Linked DNA regions of Homo sapiens: regions 2 and 3 are each linked to region 1. A link is an interaction called in ENCODE POLR2A ChIA-PET data of the cell type or tissue named here. Cell type or tissue: PC-9. All regions are shown on one strand. Region 1 overlaps DIPK1A (divergent protein kinase domain 1A). Region 2 overlaps MTF2 (metal response element binding transcription factor 2). Region 3 overlaps MTF2 (metal response element binding transcription factor 2).

Evidence for each region. Peaks named below come from ENCODE experiments on the same cell type or tissue, not always from the same donor. Only the 100,000 strongest peaks of a DNase experiment are listed, where the experiment ranks them.
Region 2: POLR2A ChIA-PET joins it to region 1 with 5 read pairs; 3 of 35 experiments call an interaction of 5 or more read pairs at or near these places.
Region 3: POLR2A ChIA-PET joins it to region 1 with 5 read pairs; 3 of 35 experiments call an interaction of 5 or more read pairs at or near these places.

Annotation. Positions count from the first base shown.
Region 1 is chr1:92,851,641-92,854,140 of GRCh38, reverse strand. All of the region lies in intron 2 of DIPK1A (divergent protein kinase domain 1A), which reads left to right. Among named protein-coding and RNA genes, the nearest start is that of SNORA66, 12 kb to the right of the region's middle. In PC-9, no CTCF peak of the experiment used is centred here; a DNase peak (open chromatin) is centred at 1,523.
Region 2 is chr1:93,093,890-93,096,389 of GRCh38, reverse strand. All of the region lies in intron 1 of MTF2 (metal response element binding transcription factor 2), which reads right to left. Among named protein-coding and RNA genes, the nearest start is that of MTF2, 16 kb to the right of the region's middle. In PC-9, no CTCF peak of the experiment used is centred here; no DNase peak of the experiment used is centred here; H3K27ac peaks cover 368 bases.
Region 3 is chr1:93,123,634-93,126,133 of GRCh38, reverse strand. The region is part of intron 9 of MTF2 (metal response element binding transcription factor 2); the gene reads right to left. Among named protein-coding and RNA genes, the nearest start is that of MTF2, 46 kb to the right of the region's middle. In PC-9, no CTCF peak of the experiment used is centred here; no DNase peak of the experiment used is centred here; H3K27ac peaks cover 1,731 bases.

The DNA.
Region 1 (2,500 bases):
CTGAGGTGGGAAGCTTACATGAGCCCAGGAATTTGAAACCAGCCTGGGCAACAAAGTGAAACCCCATCTCTACAAAAAATTAAAAAATTAACCAGGCATAGTGGCACATTCTTGTAGTCCCAGCTACTCGGGAGACTGAGGCAAGAGGATCACTTGAGCCTGGGAGATCGAGGCTGTGGTGAGCCATGATTGTGCCATTGCACTCCAGTCTGGGCAACAGAGTGAGACTCTGTCTCAAAAAAACAAAACAAAAAAAAATCAGTTTTTATTAATTCAGTTACCTGAGCTGTTTTTATTCCAGTCCATTTCAACTGGCTTTCATGTTCCATTTCTCCATTCATCTCTTTGTTGGCTGAAATTCCTTCTCTAATCATTTCTTCAAGAGATGCTCATGGAAATTATATTTTCTGAACCTTATGTGTTCAAAAACATTTGGTGCCTACTGAAAGAAAGTTCAGCTATGTAAAATAATAATAGCTATGACTGAGCACTTTTTAAAGTCACAGGTGGTCTATACTTACACTATTTAATCCTCATAAGGATGCTGTAAATTAAGACCTATTAACATCCCCTTCACAGATGAGACTATTAGGACACAGGCGAGTCTCACTTCCTTCCCCAAAGCCTCCGCTGGCATTGCACCACTGTTGTCTACTATTGAATGTGGCTATGGAGAAATCTGGGGCCAATCTGATTGGTTTCCCCTTAAAGGTGCCTTGATCTTTTTGCCTGGATGCTCAAAGGATAACTTATTTTTGAAGTCCAGTGAACCTCAGTGGGATATGTCACAGGGGTCATTCTTGTCAGTTTTTCTTGGGACATTCATTGTATGTCCTTTCAATCTATAGATTAAAGTGTTTTAATTTATGTGAAGTTTCCCTTGAATTCTACTTTGAATATTTTTTCTTTTCCACTTGTTCCCATTCTCCTTCAGTTCCCATTCTCCTTCATATGGACATGGTGGATATACTTTGTCTTTTTTATCTATACATTTATCTTAAATTCATTTTATTATTTTTAAATTTCCATTTCATTTTGCTTGCATTTCTCAACCTTGTCCTCCAAAGTTTTTTGTTGTTGTTATTGTTTTTGTTTGTTTAAGACAGGGTCTCACTCTGTCACCCAGGCTGGAGTACAGTCGTGTGATCTTGGCTCACTGCAACCTCTGCCTCCCAGGCTAAAGCGATCCTCCTACCTCAGCCTCCCAAGTAGCTAGTACTACATATATGTGCCCCCAAACCCAGCTAATTCTTTTGTATTATTTGTAGAGATGGGGTCTTGCTGTATTGCCCAGGCTGCTCTTGAACTCCTGAGCTCAAGCGATCTGCCTGCCCAGCCTCCCAAAGTGCTGTTATTACAGGGATGAGCCACCACGCCTGGCCTAGTCCTCCTAAATCTTACTGTGTTTTATCCCTGTCTGTCTTTCCCCTCATTTATAATGTGGCTTTTATTTCTAGATGTTTTATTTTCCTTCCTGTCTGAGTTCTGTTAGCTTATTTTAAACTTCCTTCTATTGCCTCATCATTTCTTCTGCTTTGAAGTCTTATTTTAAACTGGTTCAGTAAGTCCTTTAAATTCATAACAATATGTTTGGTCTGTTTCATAGCAACATTCTTCTAGAAATTTTTTTCTTTTTTTTTGAGACGGAGATTCGCTCTTCTTGCCCAGGCTGGAGTGCAATGGTGTGATCTCGGCTCACTGCAACCTCCGCCCCCGCAGGGTTCAAGCGACTCTTCCACCGCAGCCTCCTGAATACTTGAGATTACAGGCATGCGCCACCACGCCCAGCTAATTTTGTATTTTTAGTAGAGGCGGGGTTTCTCCATGTTTGTCAGGCTCGTCTCGAACTCCTGACCTCAGGTGATCCACCTGCCTCGGCCCCCCAAAGTGCTGGGATTATAGGCGTGAGCCACTGCACCCTGCCTAGAAAATTTTTTTTATCTGACATTTGCTTTTCCTATTCCATTCTTCCTAATTCTTGTAGATTTGCTGTATAGATCTTTTGCTTGTTTGGTTTTGATTATTACTCATTACTGAGTGAAATGAGGTCTCCTTCAGCCAGCCATGTGCGGGAAGCAACTGGGCAGTGAACTGAGCTGGTAGTGAAGCTGCTTCTGGCCCTCTCTCCCAACCGTAGTTCATCAACAGACTGCCTCCAGCAAAGAGAACATTTCTGAGCATTTTATCATTCAGGCCTGTCTTATCTTACTATTTCATGGTGCCAAATAGAGTTCTGGGAAGTTCCCACAGCTTGTGCCCCTTAAATCTTTGTTGCAACCAGGATAATGGTTGTGCTCTGCAGATGTACCACCTACTTGGTGCTCTGCCAACTTTGTCTGAGAGTGGGGACCACAGCAGGTGTTTAATCTCAGCATACTTGTAGGCTCTGGTGTAATCTTCACTGAATTTGGCAGGTCATCCTCATTTATTGTGCCTAGGGTTTCATTGGTACCATATTTTTTCAGAGAGTGGATGGGTTTTTTTCCCTTTCTTGTTTTTG
Region 2 (2,500 bases), 240 kb before region 1:
GTTTGGAAGTGAAGACTTGGAAGTTGTAACATATTAATAATACGTATTTGGGGCCCTGGATAGAAATGAGAAGTGAAAATGAGAAGAGTAGGACTTTGCTGTATTAAGATAGGAGAGTAAAGATTTATTTGTTCCTTTTCATGACAAAACAAAGAGAAAAGAAAAAATTAAAACACACTCCATCTTCAACAATACATGATGTTCCACGTTCATGTTACATGTGAAATTCTAAATCACAATATATGAAGATGGAAGGCAGATGGAAGAATGAACACTTGTAAAATAAGGAAGAAAATTAAACATAAGTGTCAGCTGAAAGAACAATGAGGAATGAGAAGCAAATCCTTTGCTCTACAGAACCTCAAAAGACTAAAGAACTGTTGACACAAGACTCAAAAGACAGAGGTCAAGTGGGAGCATTAAGAATGGAGAAATAGACCGGGTGCAGGGGCTCACGCCTGCAATCCCAGCACTTTGGGAGGTCAAGGTGGGCGGATCACAAGGTCAGGAGTTTGAGACCAGCCTGACCAATATGGTGAAACCCCATCTCTACTAAAAATACAAGAATTAGCTGGGTGTGGTGGCATGCACCTGTAGTCCCAGCTATTCAGGAGGCTGAGGCAGAAGAATCGTTTAAACTTGGGAGGTGGAGGTTGCACTGAGCTGAGATCACACCACTGCACTCCAGCCTGGGTGACAGAGCGAGACTCCATCTCAAAAAAAAAAAAAAAAAAGAACAGAGAAATAGCCAGGCAGGGTGGCTCACGCCTGCAATCCCAGTCAGTACTTTGGGAGGCCAATGTGGGCGGATCACTGAGGTCAGGAGTTCGAGACCATCCTGGCCAACATGGTGAAATCCCGTCTCTACTAAAAATACAAAAATCAGCTGGATGTAGTGGCGGACTCCTGTAATGCCAGCTACCTGGGAGGCTGAGGCAGGAGAATCGCTTGAACCCAGGAGGCGGAGGTTGCAGTGAGCCAAGATTGCACCATTGCACTCCAGCTTCGGCGACAAGAGCTAAACTCCATCTCAAAAATAAAATAAAATAAAAAGAATGAAGAAATATGTAGAAGTTGGTATAAAAGGACACTTGGAAGCCAGGTGAGGATCACTTGAGGCAAGAAGTTCGCAACCAGCCTGGTCAATATAAGGAGACCCCACCACTACAAAAAAAATTTTTTTAATTACTCAGGCATGGTGGCATGTGCCTGTAGTCCCAGCTTCCCAGCTACTCAGAACACATAAGTGGGAGGATCACTTGAGCCCAGGAGTTTGAGGCAGCAGTGAGCTATAATGGCAGTGAGCTATATAATCCAGCCACTGTATTCCAGCCTGGGTAACAGAGCAAGACCATGTCTGAAAAAAAAGACACTTGGAACCCCCGAGTCACATCTCCTATCCTGTACATCCCATCAGAATATGGAACGTTTATTCTTTCAAGGAATTGAATCAAGGGAAATACAAGGCACAGAGAGGGGAACAGGTAAGGTGCCAGCTGAAAATAGAGGTAAACTTTCTCTATAAATATATTCAAGCCAATAAATGAAAAAGAAAATGTTTTAAATCACCATTTTGCAACACCTAATGAATAAATAGATCTATGCACTGAGCATCAGTAGCTGCTAAGAGCACAGCAAGAGAAACATTACATGCTTCCTGATGGGAGAACCCACAGCACATGTGAAATAGTCTTGCCCACCCCACCCCCCAAAAAGGCAAACCTGAACCTGGTAAGCCTCTAGATCTAGTAAATGCAGAGAAATATGCTCAACTACACAGTGGGGATGCAACAGCAAAATACAGGTTAGGAAATGCACATGACAAATGACCTGGTTTCTCCCACAAATAAACTCCACAGAAAAAAAGAGGCAAGATCTAAGATAGAACCTGTAATTGAAAAAAAATCTTAAAACATATATTTTAAAACTAGTAAATTAAACTACAACCCTCAAAATGCACATCTGAATAATAAGACTACAAAGAAAAAATAATCACCACAGAAGTCAGGATGGAGATTATCTGGGGGATGAAAGGGTTGCAATGTGGGTTTCTGGGTTAGCTGGCAATGTTCTACTTTTGACCCTGGGGTGATTACAAAAGTTTTCACCTTATATAACCAAGATAGAAAATAAGAGAAAACAGATTAAGAAAATTAGAGGACCAATCAGAAATATCCAACATGTGAAAACAGAAAAAAAGTGGAGAAAAAATTATCAAAGTAAAAGAAAACATCCCAGTACTGAAAGAAGTAACCAGATTGAAAAGGCCACAAGTGTCCAGCAAACTGAACAAAAAAAACCTGTTCTAAGAAAATCAAGGACAAAGATACTACGTTTACAAAGAGATAAAAGGGCAACTAACAAGGGACTGAGAATAATAATCATTATAGCAATATTACAAGTCAGAAGACAGTGGAACTATTCACTTAAAAATCTGAGTGAAAAATAAATTCTGGGTGAAAATCAACCTTATAACCAGTCAAATTATCAATCAAGGGAC
Region 3 (2,500 bases), 270 kb before region 1:
ATTCCCCTATATCAAACCACCAACTCCTACTGTAATTTCTGAAGGGTCTAATGATAGAGAATTTCAATTTTAAAGGAGGAATAATAGAATCAGACTTTAAAGCTTGAATGAGACCCTAGATCCAATTCAGCCTTCCACCAATATTGCAGTCTCTTTTACAGTACAGATATTTATTCGACCTTGGCTTAATTAGTGCCACTGATAAAAGCTGATAAGGCACCAACTAAAAAAGCCCATTCCATAAGTAGGCAAAATCTTCCTCCCCAGAGCTCTTTCATTCCTTCTTTTACAAGACAGCTCTTCAAATATCTGAATGCAATTATTATGTCTAATTATAAGATTAGGTTAAAATGTTTAATAGCTATATCACATGGTTACTTCATATTAAGCTTCTGACTAACTCTGTCTTCTTCCTGGTCCCCCCTCCCCACCCCAACTGTGAAATCTTATCAGATGAACTGCTATCAAATTGAGTATCCCCTATCATACCCATGTACTGTTTGTGTTTATGGCTAAAGCAGAATTTTATAACTGCTGTTAATTGATCTTGTTTTCATCTCAATGTTCCAGATCTTTTCTCTTGATTCTGTCATCCTTCTAGAATTGAAGGTAGAGACAAAGACAGAACCCCTATGGCCCTCCATAAGAGTCTCCCTCAAGAATGTTTCCAAAGCACCGACTTTGTTACTGTTTTTCCATTAGTTACAAATCCATTTAATTTTCATTTTAACCAGTTCACATTTTAATATCTCATCTGAAATCAAGTTATACTATGTCTATATCATGCCCAAACCAGTGTTTGCTAACCATAAAAAAAAAAAAAAAAAAAAACACTGACAAACCAGCGTTGCTAATCATATCAAAAAAGAAACCAAGGGTATACATGACTTATTCTAATAAGAGATTTTCCTTATTGCCTTTTAAATCTTCACAAACCATATATCTGAAAAATCTGAAAATTTGCTGAGTCAACAGCAAAACTAACTTCCTAATTTCTAAAACCCACTTTTTTACTTTCTGACGATCGCAATGAACTCTACTTTCTTTTGGTATTTACTCCCTACCGTTTCTCAGAAATTTTATCTACTAAGTTCCTTCAGCACTCCATGACTACTCTGCATAGAACTGCATATTTTAGCTACCATAAAAGTGCCAAAGACTTCCCTCTTTCAGTGTTTTGCAAACTAAAAGTACAACCATTATAGTGTAAATCAGATAATCTACATTAGAAGAGCATCATATTCTACACCTTCCATCTGACCATGAGGTTTATTATATAAATCTCCAAAAGAATATTTTTTTTTTGCTCCCCCCTCTCCAGATACTAATCTCACACTAATACTTACAGTATAACTCTTCCTTTCAACTACCAATATTAAGTTCCAAGCCACCTGGGCTTAAGTATCCCAACAACTTAGGTAATTTGTTGCTAACCACCATACTATATGCTAATTATAACACTCTAAGCCCCAAGGAATTTTTGTTCAGATTTCTTATAATTTCCACTTATAAATATTATTCCACCTCTATTGTATATTTTCCTCTAGTATCATTTCTACCACAGTATTTCTTGAGTTTCATCTTTGCTTTTCTCCCTACCTCCCTCAGAAGTGAAGTAGCACTCCATAAATTATTCTGGTATCAACCTCAGGGTTTCTAAAATTTAAGACCACAGAAGAGTGGTTATTACAGAACTAGGATTTCAAATAACTTTAAGAATCAAACACAAATGACAATAAGCGATTACAAAAAGTACTAATATCTCATTTTAAACTCCCCAAAACAATCTGATACAACAGATGAGACTTCATTTTACATAAAAACCTTAAGAAAGTTTATCATGGTTTCAAATGTTAAGTATTTTTACTATCTCAAAGAAAATAATCCAAAACATAGTAGTTCCTCAAACAGCTACACTCAATCTATATGATAATCATTAGGTACCAAGCCAAAAGAAGTACAAAAACTACATAAGGAAACAATGTAATACTACCATTATCTTCTAAAATGATTCAAAAGTTTTATCTTCTCTTCATAACAATCCTATACCGTATTCAACTAAGAAAAAAATATGATACATGAATGTTACATTTTGGCTTTTCAGTATGACAGGATATTATCTCCAAAAGTGTAATATTTTTGAAACTTCTTTTTATTACTAAAAGAAGTCACAGCTTTGGATGATAATGATGTATTGATGTAGCTTCATCAATTATAACTATCTACCATTATGGTGGAGGGATGTTGATAATGGAGGAGGCAATGCATGTGTGGCAGAAGGGGACAACCTAAATCTGCTCTTAAAAAAAAAAAAAAAGTCTTTAAAATAAAAACAGTCACAGTGCTTCCTTTATTAAAAAAAGGGGGGGGGGACACAATACACGAAACAGAATACAACTGATTCAATGTAAGATTACAGCAAGTAATTACAAATGTAAATATGTATTTACTAGGTTTCTAAAATAAAAAATACCATTAAAGTTTAGCCAGCCTCATCATA